Linked DNA regions of Homo sapiens: region 2 is linked to region 1. A link is a contact called in ENCODE POLR2A ChIA-PET data. All regions are on one chromosome and are shown on one strand. Each heading gives the region's core, a stretch centred on a gene start or an enhancer-like site at or near the end of the contact. The rest is flanking DNA. Distances are from core to core; before and after follow the strand shown. Region 1 holds the start of RBM44 (RNA binding motif protein 44). Region 2 overlaps RAMP1 (receptor activity modifying protein 1).

Region 1 (7,188 bases), core at 2,345-4,844:
TGTGGCTGGGCATGGTGGCTTACGCTTGTAATCCCAGCACTTTGGGAGGCCAAAGCGGGCAGATCACTTGAGGTCAGGAGTTCGAGACTAGCCTGGCCAACATGGCAAAACCCCATCTCTAAAAAATGGTAGCTGGGTGCGGTAGTGCAAAACTGTAATCCCAGCTACTCGGGAGGCTGAGGCAGGAGAATGGCTTGAACCCAGGAGACGGAGGTTGCAGTGAGCCGAGATCGTGCCACTGCACTCCAGCCTGGGTGACAGAGTGAGACCATGTCTAAAAACAAAAACAAAAACAACAGAAAATACTATTGTACGAATATGTTTATTCTGAACTTGAGCTGGAGTAAGCATCTCTAATATCACTGAAAATAAATGACAAAGAGACGGATGGATTTCTTTTTTTTTTTTTTTTGAGACGGAGTCTCGCTCTGTCGCCCAGGCTGGAGTGCAGTGGCACGGTCTCGGCTCACTGCAAGCTCCGCCTCCCGAGTTCACGCCATTCTCCTGCCTCAGCCTCCCGAGTAGCTGGGATTACAGGCGCCCGCCACCACGCCCGGCTAATTTTTTGTATTTTTTAGTAGAGACGGGGTTTCACCATGTTAGCCAGGATGCTCTCAATCTCCTGACCTCGTGACCCACCCGCCTCAGCCTCCCAAAGTGCTGGGATTACAGGCGTGAGCCACCCCGCCCAGCCAAGAGACTGATGGATTTCATAAAAATGTAAAATTTCACATCAAAACAATATAATCCCCAAATCAATTACGTAAGTCCAAACGTGGCAGAGCTGCCTGGCAGAAAAGGCAGAACCACTAGCTCCATACACAGACACAGGAAACTCTGACCAAGAAGAGCAAGGGTCCCATGCCCTAGGGCCAATGGGGAGTATCTGGAGACAGTGTCAAAAAAAACTCAAAGAGGCCAGGCGCGGTGGCTCAAGCCAGTAATCCCAGCACTTTGGGAGGCCGAAGCGGGTGGATCACTTGAGGTCAGGAGTTCGAGACCAGCCTGGCCAACATGGTGGAACCCCCATCTCCACTAAAAATACAAAAATTAGCTGAGCGTGGTGGCAGGCACCTGTAATCCCAGCTACTGGAAGGCTGAGGCAGGAGAATCGCTTGAACTGGGGAGGTGGAGGCTGCATTGATCCGAGATTGTGCCACTGCACTCCAGCCTGGGCAACAGAACAAGGCTGTCTCGAAAACAAAACAAAACAAAACAAAACACCTCAAAGGGCCCAGAGGAAGGCAAAACAAGGACACTGGATCCCACAGTTAAACAAAAACAGCTGAGGTCACTTAAGTGGGAATGTTTCTTCCCCTTGCCGTAGCAGGAGGCTTGGTGTGTCTCATGCAAACAGCCCATTTGCCCTTCAACCCGCCTCCCTGCCAACAACCGGCAGCCCCTCCTGCCACCTGCTCAGTGGCTTGCCTGTAAGCACAGCATCACTGTCCGGCACAGCTTACCTTTTCTGTAGCCTGGTGACACATGTGATGTCTGTGCTCAGCCCATCCACTCATAACACAACATTTCATCTCTATTCCCTGAATCCCAATAATCCTCCCTAAGGATGGCATGATCACTGTCTTCGATGGTTTAAAAGGTTGATAAATGAAAGATTTGACTCTTTCTGTGTTGTACCCACCCACAGGGTGGAGAGGAGACTAACAGTGAAATGAGCATTTGGCAAATGGCTGTTCAGAGAGGAATTTCTCAAAATTCTAACTGTGGTGGAGCAGTCAAAGGAGAAACGCCAAGGGTCTAGAGTAGAACGTGGTTTCCAGCTGTCTTGACATCAGGGCTGCTGGCCCACAGACACACTTCCAGAGCCACCCCTTCCAGGGTCACCATGGCCCAGTCCTGCTCCAGATGCCATCTGCCCAGCAGCCCAGGGGAGAGTGTCCAGCCTTCTAATGTGAGCCTCAATCTGAACCCCTTTCTATAACAGAGGCCAGACCTCATAATCTCATCAGCAGCTCTGGCCTGCTGCTGCCGTGGCCGCCCTCTCCAGCCACTGGCGTTAACTTCCAATAACATAGGGACTTCTAAATGAAATCCACTGTAAAAGGACAGGCCATATCACTTTAAAAGACACTTGAAAGCACTTTTGGTAATGGCAAGATTTGCGATAAGTGTATTACATTATCCCAAGATCCATGCTCACGGTCCACTGTCCACCACTGCACCCTCAGCCCCTGGCCCCTGGCAGGCCAATAGCAATCTGCAGAATGAATGAATGAATGAATGAATGAAGTGCATTTCAGAGACTGCAGCCTCATTTGAGGGGATAATTTGGGGGTAGGTGCAGTTTTAGAGCCCCTCCTCTATCTGCCACCTATCCAAAGTCCTCCGTGGCCCAACAATCAAGTGCATGTTTAGACTAATAAGCAAATGAAGCCACCTGCAGCTCTATCCTGTCCCCACCCCTTCAGGACTGTGTCATTTTATACAGGTTTAAATTCCCTATCAAGGATAAGACTAGGCACAAAACATGGGGGGCAGGGGAGGGGATGCAAAAACTCAGTAATCTTTTAATGCAATCTTTTAAAAAATCGAAATTAATGCAAAAAATCCATAATAAAATATTCAAATTTAATTTAATTTAATTTATTTATTTTGAGACGGAGTCTTGCTCTGTCATCATCCAGGCTGGAGTGCAACAGGGTGATCTCAGCTCACTGCAACCTCCGCCTCCTGGATCCAAGCGACTCTCCTGCCTCAGCCTCCCGAGTAGCTGGGATCACAGGCGTCCACGACCACACCTGCCCGGCTATTTTTTGTGTTTTTAGTAGAGACGAGGTTTCGCCATGTTGGCCAGGCTGGTTTCGAACTCCTGACCTCAGGTGATCCACCTGCCTTGGCCTCCTAAACTGCTGGGATTACAGGCGTGAGCCACCGCGCCCAGCCCAGAATATTCAAATTTTAAATAAAGACAGGACCAGTAACAATGTACCCTGTGGAGCCATTTTAAGAGTCTGAGGCGAAAGGAAAAAATAGGACTGAATTTTTTCATTACTTTTGACTTTTTTTAGAGACTGCATTAAAATATTATTTATCTTGATTGCTATTTTGGCAGCCTCTGAAATCCTGTGCTCATGACAAATGCCTCACTGGCCTCACCCTAGTCGCGGCCCGACCCTGCTAACGGTATTTCTAGAAGATGGGCAGAGGACAAGCCAAACCCCGGGAGGGACCACGCGGCCTGGGAAACAGTTCGGCAAGGAGGCCGGGCCCCTGTCCCGCCTCTGAGGGCGGAGGACTCGGCCTGCACCGGACCCAAGCGAGGGGCAGTCTGGCCTCTGCTGGCAGAAGCAGCGCTTCCAAGTATTTTCATATGGTGACTTTGCAGAGCTGCGCGGTCCAGACGAGGGTTTCAGGCTGCAAAGCGGGAAAGTCTTGGGGGCCGCTCTGCGCTCCAAGACAGACGCCCACAATCTCTTCTACGTCGTGCAACATTCAAGCAGGCGGCCTCCTTCCCGCGCTTTCGCGCCCACAGGCTGGGCCAATCACAGTGCCGCACTTTTCATACTGCCCGACAGGCGGTGGGCGGGCCGCTGGTGACTGTTACCCAACAGGCGCCGCGGCTGCTCCGGTGGCGCCACTGACTCGGAGGCGGCTGCGGAGAGCGGGGCGCTGGCCCGTGGAGGCGGCAGCGGCGGCGGCTTTCTAGCGGATCCGAGGTGCGACGGACAGAGACGCGGGGCGGCAGGTCGGGCGGCGAAGCCGGCGAGGGCGAGGCCATGGGCTTGAGCGGTCGGGGTTGGCGAACCCCGCGTGTGGCCGGTCCCGGCGGCGAGGCCCGTCCCGCTGAAGCACGCGGGGACTCCGAACGGCGGTGTAGGCGAGGCCAGCGAGGCGGGCGGGGGACTGGCGCGTTCCTTGGGCGGCACTGGAGTTCCGGCGCCCTCATAGCGGGCGCCGACACCGCAAAAGTCGTTCTCGAACGAAGTCGCGGGGCCGGTCTCCCAAACTTGGTTATGTCCCCGGGGAAAGCTAGAAATTCGCACATATGCTTCTTCTTGCCGTGGAGACTGATGGAGCCTCTGCTGCGGGGCGGGGACTCTAGCGAGAGGGGGACGTGAAGTTCGTTCCGTACTCAGGCGTGTGTGCCCCTGACCGACGCGTAGGACGCCCTGGAGGACGGCGCCAGCTCCTGACCTAGTGTGAGGTGCCCGGACGGTTTCCCTAAGAAGCGCGTATTTAAGATGAGATCTGAAGTTGAGCGTGAACTCAAGGTGGGGTAGGGGGTGGGCAGGCGAGAGAACGCACAGGGCCTGACTTTTTGCATTTTTTTAGTAGAGACGGGGTTTCAACGTGTTAGCCGGGATGGTCTCGATCTCGGTCTCTATCTCCTGACCTCGTGATCATCCCGCCTCAGCCTTCCAGAGTGCTGGGATTACAGGCGTGAGCCACCGCGCCCGGCCAGGGCCTGACTTTTTAAGGAAATGGAAAGGAGGGTGTATCTGGAAGACACCAAGTGCCAAGGCTAACACAGAGCCCGGACCGTTGTAGGGTTTTACAGGACTTATTCAGATTTTAATCTGTCTGAAAACAGTGACAGTCCGTTGCTGAGTTTTAAGCAGGAGCGTAACTGATTCGATAAGCATTTTAGAAAGATTATTCTGGCCAGATGTGAGGTGATTGTCTGCATAGCTGTGAGAGTCAGGAGTTAAAATTGACAAGACCTCAGGGATAAGGGAGGTGTCAAGGGCGAGTCCTGTGGTTTCTGGCGATACCATTCCCTGGAGTTTCGTGCACTGGAGGAAATAGTTCGGTAAGTGAGAACTCAAAGAAAATAATAAAAATGGGCATGTACCTAGGAGTGGAATTGCTGGATCATGTGGTTGTCTTGTGTTTAACTTTCTGAGGAAGTGCCAGACTTCTCCAGAGTGGCTGCACCATGTTACATTCCCATCGGCAATGGATGAAGGTTCTGATTTCTCCATGACCTGCTCAACACTGTTGTTACTGTTATTGTTATTGTCATCCTAGTGGGTGTGAAGTGATATCTTTTGGTTTTGATTTGCATTTCCTTCATGACTCTTGATAAATTGAGCATATTTTCATGTGTTTATTGGCCATTTGTATATCCTCTTTGTCAAGTCATTTGCTCATTCTTAATATTGGGTTGTTTGCCTTTTTATTGTTCAGTTGTAAGAGTTTTTTCTATATTCTAGATAATAGACCTCTATCGCATACATGATCTGCAAGTACTTCCGTTATACTAAAATTTTCTCTTTGGCAAACGTTTTTAACTTTGGGTGTCTTCATATTTAAGAATGAAGCTTGCAGCACACTGCAGATTTCATTAAATGCAGATTTGAGTGTAGAATCAGATGTGAATGAGAATCCAGCTTGAGATAGTGTTGCTCTTCTCACCAATTTTTTGAAAATATGTTTTTAATTTAAAATTTTACTTAAGTAACGAATGTATTTTCTATGAATAAATTAATAAATATTTGAAAATGTTGCTTTAATTTCTAATATGGTAAGTATTGATGGATATTACCCAAATAAAAAAAAATACTCCTTGGGACTCTCAATCCTTTTTTTTTTTTTTTTGAGGCGGAGTTTCACTCTTGTTTCCCAGGCTCGAGTGCAATGGCATGATCTCGGCTCACTGCAACCTCCGCCTCCCAGGTTCAAGTGATTCTCCTGGCTCAGCCTCCTGAGTAGCTGGGATTACAGGCACCCACTACCACGCCCACTCTATTTTTAGTAGAGACGGGTTTTCACCGTGTTGGCCAGGCTAGTCTCAAACTCCTGACCTCAAGTAATCCACCCACCTCGGCCTCCCAAAGTGTTGGGATTACAGGTGTGAGCTACTGCGCCCAGCTGGGGTTCTCAATACTTTTTAAGAATATGAAGAGCGGGCTGGGTGCAGTGGTTTATGCCTGTAATCCCAACACTTTGAAAGGCTGAGGTAGGTGGATCCCTTGGGCTAGGGGACCATCCTGGGCAGCATGGTGAAGCCCTGTCTCTACAAAAAAGTTATCCAGGCATGGTGGTGCATGCCTATAGTTCAGCCATTTGGGAGGCTGAGGTGGGAGGATCACCTGAACCCAGGGACGTTGAGACTGCTGTGAGCTGTGTTGCTACCATAGCACTCCAGCCTCCAGCCTGGGCAACAGCGTGAGACCCTGACTTAAATATATACACACAATATTTTGAACAATCAAATGTATCAAATATATATGTATTTGAATTATCTTGGCCCGCTGCAACCTCCATCTCCTGGGCTCAAGTGATCCTCCCACTTCAGCTTCCCAAGTAGCTGGGAACACAGGCTCACACCACCATGCCCAACTAATTTCTTGTATTTTTGTTAGAAACAGGGGTTTCACCATGTTGCCTAGGCTGGTCTGGAACTCCTGAGCTCAAGTGAGCCACCTGCCTCGGCCTCCTAAAGTGCTGGGATTACAGTTGTGAGCCACCGCACCTGGCCAGACCAGTTCATTTTTATACATAATAACTCTAGTTATCTTATAATCTAAGAAGAAGGAATGACTCTTAACTTGGAGCCATTCCATATTTGTCCTCTTAAATTGGGATGCTCTATGCCCTTCTCTGCTTCTTCTTAGCCTGGCTAGCCCCTACTTGACCATCATTTACTTTTTTGATAAGTTTTTCCTTACCTTTATTAATGCAACTGTGCTATACAATTATTGTCTACTTAACTGTCTTATTTAACCCCAATTGTCTTATTTAACTTTGTGAATCCCAAAGTAGGTACAGGTTATATTTTTCTTGGTGAGAATTTTAGTTTTTAATTGCTTTTTTTCCTTTTTTCTATCAAGGATTTGAACATAAAATTAATTGCTTTTTAAAAACAACTAGCAGTTTGAAAAACTCCAAATATATTTTTGAGCATGTTACATTTTATCCTTTCAGTCAAAATCAATACTAAATGAGTCCTACCCCCAATGGCTAACTCTTACTCATCATTCAGATCTGAGGTTAAGTAACTCTCTGAAAAGCCTTCACTAATCCTTAGACTAGGTTAAGTCTTGTATGTTTCCCATACCACCTTGTGTTTCTCAAAATATCCAGATTGTAGGAATTACTTAGGGCAGGGGTTCCCAACCCCCAGCCTGAGCTCTGCTTCCTGTCAGATCAGCAGCAGCATTAGATTCTCATAGGAACTCAAACCCTGTTGTGAACTGTGCATGTGAGGGATCTAGGTTTCGTGCT
Region 2 (7,188 bases), core at 2,314-4,813, 84 kb after region 1:
GGCAGAAGACAGCAGGGTAATGCACACAGTGTTCTACAAGCAGCCATGGTGGAGTGTCCTTAGAAATGGAAGCCACCACAGATGGCTTCCTGCAGTGCCAGAGCACAAAGAGGAATAACTAGCGCTGAGGCCAGAGAGAGTTCGCCATCCTCGGAGCCGAGTGGCCATAGCTGGAACTAGAAGGAGGGGGAGTTGCTGGGAATTTTCGTTTTTTTATTATTATTATTATTATGATACTTTAAGTTCTAGGGCACATGTGCACAACGTGCAGGTTTGTTACGTATGTATACATGTGCCATATTGGTGTGCTGCACCCATTAACTCGTCATTTAATGGGTTCAGCACACCAATATGGCACATGTATACATACGTAACAAACCTGCACGTTGTGCACATGTGCCCTAGAACTTAAAGTATTAAAAAAAAAAAAAATCTGACCGGGCACTGTGGCTCACACCTGTGATCCCAACGCTTTGGGAGGTCAAGGCGGGTGGATCAACTGAGGTCAGGAGTTCCAGACCAGCCTAGCCAACATGGTGAAACCCCATCTCTACTAAAAATATAAAAATTAGCCGGGCGTGGTAGCACACGCCTGTAATCCCAGCTACTCGGGAGGCTGAGGCAGGAGAATTGCTTGAACCCAGGAGGCGGAGGTTGCCGTGAGCCGAGATGGCGCCACTGCACTCCAGCCTGAGGGACAGAGTGAGACTTTGTCTCAAAAAAAAAAAAAAAAAAAAAATCAAGATAATTTAGGAACCAAGAAGGAAAAGTCCACATCACAACAGCATCTCAGCACGTCAGCCCAGGCCTGCCAGCCCCTGGGGTCTGCGTTTGGCAGAATGATGCCCCCCAGAGATGTCCATGCGTAATTCCTGGAACTGTCGATGTGTCACACGGCAAAGGGGATAAAGTCACAGACAGAATTGGTGACACTAATCAGGTGGCTTTGAGATGGGAGATGCGGGATCATCCCGGGGCCCGGTGCTATCACAAGGTCCCTTAGGTTGGTCCCAGCTTTGGCTACTGGAGAGCCTTCACACTGGCTTCTGTGTCCTTTCGACATTGCCCCTGGCTGTTTTTGAGCACTTTCTTTCTTTCTGGTACCACGAGATGTTCCAGGCTTATCTTAGACATTTTGTGCCCCAGCCCTGAAGTCAGCCATTTCTCCAAGGAACACTGGTTCCTTTTGTTAGAGAATGGTATCTAGAAACCAAGATATATGTGCGTATGTGTGGGTGTACACACATCCCAGGGATTTAGATGGAACCCACGGAACCATACAGGTGCTAGAAGAAAACATGGGTGAATCCCTATTTAAGCCATGGTATCGAGAAAGGCTGGGTAAAACAATATTGTTTCAAAAAATTGGCTTGCCCAATCCCAGGGCCCAGCAGGCCAGCAGGCTGGAAACTCTTGGGAGCCGACGCAGCATTCTTGAGGCAGAATTTCCGAACGTGCTGGTAAGGCCTTACCATTGGCTGGGTGAGGCCCCACCCCCAGCATCAAGGATTATCCCCTTTACTTAAAGACAACTGATGATAGATGTTAACCACATCTCCCAAATACCCCCACAGTGACCCCTAGACTAGTGTTTGACTGAGTAACTGGGCACTGTAGCCTGGCCAAGTTGGCTCATAAAGCTATAATCATCACACTGGTTCCAGGGGCAGAGGTCTCTGCGCAAAGGTGTGTTCAGACAACTGGCATTGTCCCTCCTCCTCCTGCCCCTGCCCATTTCTCTCATTCCTTTCACCCTGTTCCCACCCAATTCCTGTGGGCAACTTACCTCATCAGTTTCTGGTCTTTCTTTCCTGTATATCTTTTGCATAAATGAGCAGATGCCTGCATTTTCTTACATCCCCTTCTTTCTTATATAAAGGGTTGTATACTAGTGACACTCCTTTGTACTTTGGTTTTTCTTCACTTAACAACATAACCTGGAACTCTCTCCTTGTCAGTGCAGAGGGAGCCTCCTCCTTCATTTTTACAGCTGTATAGTACTCCGCCGTGCAGAGTCTTTCAGCCATTTTCCTTTCAGCCAGGGCAGAAGCCAAGCGAGCAGAGGCACTTAGGTTGTGGCCAGTATTTTCCCATTTCAGCATCGACGTGGATGGCCTCACGCATCCGTGTTTTCCCAGCACTGGAGCTGACTCTTCAGAATAGATACCCAGAAGTGGGGTCGCAGGACCAAAGGTGAGAGCAGGAGGAATGTGTTAGGTTTTGCAACGTCCCTCCAGAAGGCTGATGCCAGTTTGCATTCCCACCAGCAGCGTATGGGGTGCCCGTTTCCCCAGACCCACCAACAGACTGTGTTGTCGTCCATTAGAGTTGTTACTGTCTGATAAGTGAGAAGTGATGTCTCAGCAGCATGTGAGTTTGCATTTCTGTACTTAGGAGTGAATCCGAACATCTTTCGTATGTTTACAGGCCGTTCTTTTATCTTTTTGGCAAATTGTGTCTTTTCCTATTTTCTATCAGGTCGTTTTTAAAGAGTTCTTTGTATGTTAGATGGGTTAGGCCTTTGTCTCTCGTGTACATTAGAGATTTTCTCCTAGTTTGTTGGTTGTCTTTCAACTTTGTTTTTTTTTTCTTTTGGTGTTTTTGTTGCCACACAATTTTTTTAATGTGGTCAAAACCATCCATCTTTGATCGCCTCTGGATTGGAGTCCTAGTGGAAAGCCCCTCCCCACATGAAGGGAAAAGAGGGATTTGCCACGTTTTCCTCTAGCCTGTGTGGTCCCACTGGTTCCATCGAAATCCTTGGCCCATCGGAGTTTATTCCAGTTTATTCTTGTGTATGGTGTGAACTATGAATCAAATGTTATCTTTTTCTGGATGCGCTACCCACTTGTCCCATTTATGCAAACGTCCATCTCTGCTCCCCGTGACCTGAGATGCCACCTTTGTCATGCACTAAGCTTCCCTGTGCACTTGGCCCGTGCCTTCTTAAATCGTCCCTTTCCCAAACCTTCCTCATCTCACCTGAATCTCATATTGATCTATTCTCCAGAACTATCAATGGGTCCTCACCGCCTGCTGAATGTTTACCTAATTATCCCTTAACTTAGTCCAAGAAACGCGTTTACTGTAGCTGGCGTTTATTACCGCGTGCTGGGCTTTGTGTCGAGCACGTAACGTACATTGGCTTTTTGAGGTCAGCAGCAGCCTGGCGGAGGTGGGGCTGTTGTGATTGCTGCTTCACCTGCCCAGGCTCGCACAGCTGGTACCCATGGCTCCCTCCTGGTTCCCGGCGGAGGTGGAGGGATGCCCTGCCTCCATATAACTGTGGCCTCCTGAGATGGGGATGCAAGCCTTCAGGTGCTGCCTCCGTCCTGGCGATGTCCCTACCAACCTGGTGAGGTCCATCGCATTGAGACACCAAGCCTGGCAGTGGGCCAAGGGCAGCCTTCCAAGGGTCTCCAGTAGCAGCGAGGGCCTGGGGTTCTAGGGTGGGCAAGTTTGTCCAAGTAACTAGTGGAGGGGAAGAGGGCCCTGGAGAGAACACGAAGGCACAAATAGGGTGAGAGGCGCTAGGCTGCCTGCAGGCAGGCCATCACCAGGTGTGGGCAGGTGGCACTGTGTCTGTTGGATGAGCGGGACCCCAAAGTGAGGCTGACCGGCAGGCAGCCAGACAGCCAGGTGGCTGGCCTCAGGGAATGCTCCCAGCCCAAGCAGGGTCCCAGCTGGTCTCAAGGACTGTGAGCCAGGCAGGTGACCTGATGGGGGACACAGGCTCTGGGAAAGGCCCGTCTCTGAGCCAAGTGCAGTTGAGGCTTGGCAGCTGGGGCAGAAGCCAAGCAAGCAGAACCAGGCAATTATTGGGGTCTGGTATCCAAAACCAGGCTGGCATGGAGGCCAGGGGATTCTGAAGGCAGGAGCCTCTGGGCCAGAGCTGCCACATGCCTGCTGCCGCCCAAGGTCATAGCTGTCCCAGGGCCCTGGGCTGGGCCTGCAGGTATCTTGGTATATGGCAGAGGGAAGCTTCCAGACTCTTCTGAAATCAGAGGTCTCATTTAACAACAGCTGCGTGTCAAAGGGGACTCACCTTCCTATGAGCGACGTAGACAAAGGCGGCCGGCCAGCCTTTTATGGGATACACACACAGGAGTAAGTGGGGGCTGAGACATGCTCGTGCCAGCTCCTAGTGCCGGCCCAGAAGTCTTGCTTCCTCTATCAAAGCAGATGGGAAGGAGGCCCCCCGTGATCCCTGCTTTACTCAGGACGTTGAATAGAAGTAAAAAGTGAATGGAAGACTCCTCATGGCCTGGTGCAGTGGCTTTCGCCTGTAATCCCAACACTTTGGGAGGCCAAGGCAGAAGAATTACTTAAGCCCAGGAGTGTGAGAACAGCCTGGACAACAAAGTGAGACTCCATCTCTACAAAAATTTTAAAAATTAGCTGTACATGGTGTTGGACACCTGTAGACCCAGGTGCTTGGGAGGCTGAGGCGGGAGGATCACTCAAGCCTGAGAGGTCAAGGCTGCAGTGAGCCATGATGGTACCACTTGCACTCCAGCCTGGGTGATAGAACCAGACCCTACCTCAAAAAAAAAAAAAAGAAAAGAAAAGAAAAAAAAAAAAGAGGCTCCTCCTCTGCACAGGGGTCATTCCTGGGTCCCTGCCCTGGCCTGTAGGTCCACTTTTTTTTTTTTTTTTTTTTTTTTGCGCATTCAGGGTTTGTAGCCACTGCGCTTGCCCTGGGACCTTGGCTGCCCGGCATGGATCTGCACGCAGGTGCTTGCTGGGTTCCGACAGCCCTTGCCCTGACCGTGACCCCACTCCTCCGCTCATCCTGTTGCTTTGTTACCTGGTTGGTGGATTTTGTCAGGTTGTCTGTTGTGAGCAAGGCTTGGGGGTGATTCCTGAGCCCTTTCTAACACGTGTTGGGTGTCTTCCACTCAGCTACATGGAACAGGTCCCTGAAAAGTGGCTGAATGAGCTCAGCGGGGCCAGGCTCCCCTGCAAGCTGGCTGGGCCGTCATTTACCAGGGGTTATCATCTCATTAAGCTGCAGCCTTGGTTTGCTGATGGAGGCATAATGTGATTTAATGTATTAACTGGAGCTACAATCTAATTTGAGGAGGTATAGAAAACCTGGCAAATGTGTCATCGGGAACTCTCATTTCCAGAGACCTTCCTATGGGTGTAGGGGAGGGAGAGAGAAGGCAGAACAGAGAAGAGAAGAATCTGGAACGTGCTGGACTCGGCTATAAAACATGGGTTTTTAAAAGCCTCACGTCAGATTTCCTCACCTAAATAAGAAATGCTCGGTTGATTTAAGAGGGAAGGGGACACGCCTATTCCACCCCACCCTGTATGGCTTCAGGGTCTGAGTGCCATCTTGGGCAGGGGAAAGGTGTCCTCGGGGAAGATGCCAGAGGATGGGGCCACAGCCTTCCCAGCATCTGAGGTCACTGGGCCCCAGAGAACCAGACTTCACTTCCATACCAGCTGGGATGCCTCCGTCCCTCTGCCCTAAAGCTTCCAGGTTTGTAAATACTGACCATGGTAGCCTCAGGTCACCTCAGCTTTGGTTACCCGAGGCTGTCACTGCGGACCCTGCCCTGCCCTGCCGACCCCATGCTGGGCAATCATGGGCCCTCCCCCAGCCCAAGGAGCTGCTCAGAGGACGGGGCTCCAGGCCCCAGGGAGTGGGGCTGCAGCCCAGCGTGGTAGTTGGGGGACGCAAGACAAATGTCTGCAGTGCCTGCTGTGGTACGGCGGCTCAGCATGGCCAGCGCCAGGCATGACGCTCTGGGTCCACACGACGTTGGGCAGGGTGCACCAACACTTTGGGGTCCTTCCCAGCCTGCTGCATTTCCCTCCTGCTGCCTTCTTTGTGTCTCCTGCTAAAAGAGTCAAGTCAGGAAATTCTTCAGAACTCAGCAGCAACATGGGAACAGCTGCTTGTATTTTGAATTTCAGCAGGAACTGAGAGGGAGGCTTCTTCTGAAATCACGAGGGCTGTCTGGGCCAAGGGCAGGGTGTCCTCCTGGATTTCTGCTGAGCTCGACCCCCACGAGGTCTCGGGATGGGCTGTTCACAGAGCCCTGCCCGCCGCCTGCCCCTGCCCGGAGGCCTGGCCCTGGAGCCCACCCACCTCCCTGAGGCCTGTCGTGAGCATCAGGAGCTCCCAGTACAGCATCTGGGGCTGCCTCGGTGCCCTCGTGGGTTTGTTCATGGCGGTGTCCGCCCTGGAACTTGCCACATGCCCACGAGCACTGGGACCCCTCTGTGCTCTCCCTGGTGGCTGTGGTGCTGTCATCCCTGTGTGTGCTGGTGGAATAGCGTGGGCTCCACGGAAAGGCCCTCAGGCGTGGACAGGACAGATGGCAGTGCCCAGCACAGCCAGGTCTCAGAGGATCCAAAGGCGAGCATTGCCCAGGCCGAGGCCGCCCTCCCTGCCTACTGACCTCCCTGCCCACCGCCACACCATCGCTCCTGCCGTGCCCCTCTCTGTGTGTCTGCACCAGGCGTGAAGCCAGTTCTTGTGAGGAAAGCCCTGGCTAGATGTCTGTTCCCCCACCCTCTGCCCCCCCTGGGTGGGAGAATCTTTCCAGGCATCTCCAGAGCACACCCCAGGGGCACGGAAACCCGGCTGCTGACCCCTGACCTCCTGGGGCCTTCAGCACTAATGGCCAGCCCCGCGGGAGGCAGAGGAGCAGGAAGAGCCCCTGGGAGCCGGGTCCTCGAAGACTCCAGGCTATGGCTTACAGAGGAGAAGGGGGCAGAGGAGGAGAGAAGGAGGTGGCTGTGCCAGGAAAGACATGCAGCTCGCGCAGTGACACCAGTCTGGCTCCCCTGAGGACGCCACTCCTGTGGCCTGCGCAGGCATCAGCCGGGGTGCCGGGTCCCCATGGGGACGAGCTGTAGACACAGCTGTCCAGGGCTGGGCAGAGTGGGGCAGTGGCTGGGGATATGCCGGCCCTGCCCAGGCCGCCCCACGGGGGTGTCGTTCCACCTTCCTGTAGTCTCCTTGGCGCGCGTGACCGTGGTTGTGCAGGGAGCGCCTTCTGCTGGTTTTCAGCACTGGAGAAATAAACCAGGGCTCAGAGTCCTTGGCAGCCGCCCCTGGAATGTGTTCAGGTCAGGGGTTGCCTCACTTAACGTGCGCGCCATGGTGGGTTCTGATGAGGATCCCCAGAGGATCTGATGACACCTGCCTGCTGGGCTGGGGGGCTCTGGAAT

What was found. ChIA-PET counts read pairs that join two places held with the same protein, here RNA polymerase II (POLR2A).
Region 2: POLR2A ChIA-PET joins it to region 1 with 22 read pairs in activated T-cell. The contact joins the enhancer-like site here to the promoter of RBM44 in region 1. POLR2A ChIA-PET finds 5 or more read pairs at or near these places in 3 of 52 experiments (MCF 10A, PC-3 and activated T-cell).

What each region holds. Positions count from the first base shown.
Region 1 is chr2:237,795,185-237,802,372 of GRCh38, forward strand. It overlaps RBM44 (RNA binding motif protein 44), which reads left to right and starts at 3,595. Exons shown (of 16, transcript NM_001080504.3): 1 at 3,595-3,677.
Region 2 is chr2:237,879,273-237,886,460 of GRCh38, forward strand. The region is part of intron 2 of RAMP1 (receptor activity modifying protein 1); the gene reads left to right. Among named protein-coding and RNA genes, the nearest start is that of RAMP1, 23 kb to the left of the region's middle. RefSeq lists an enhancer at 3,361-3,862. Within about 2 kb of position 3,564, at least 5 of the 41 ENCODE cell types and tissues checked have a DNase peak (open chromatin) inside an H3K27ac peak, as active enhancers do.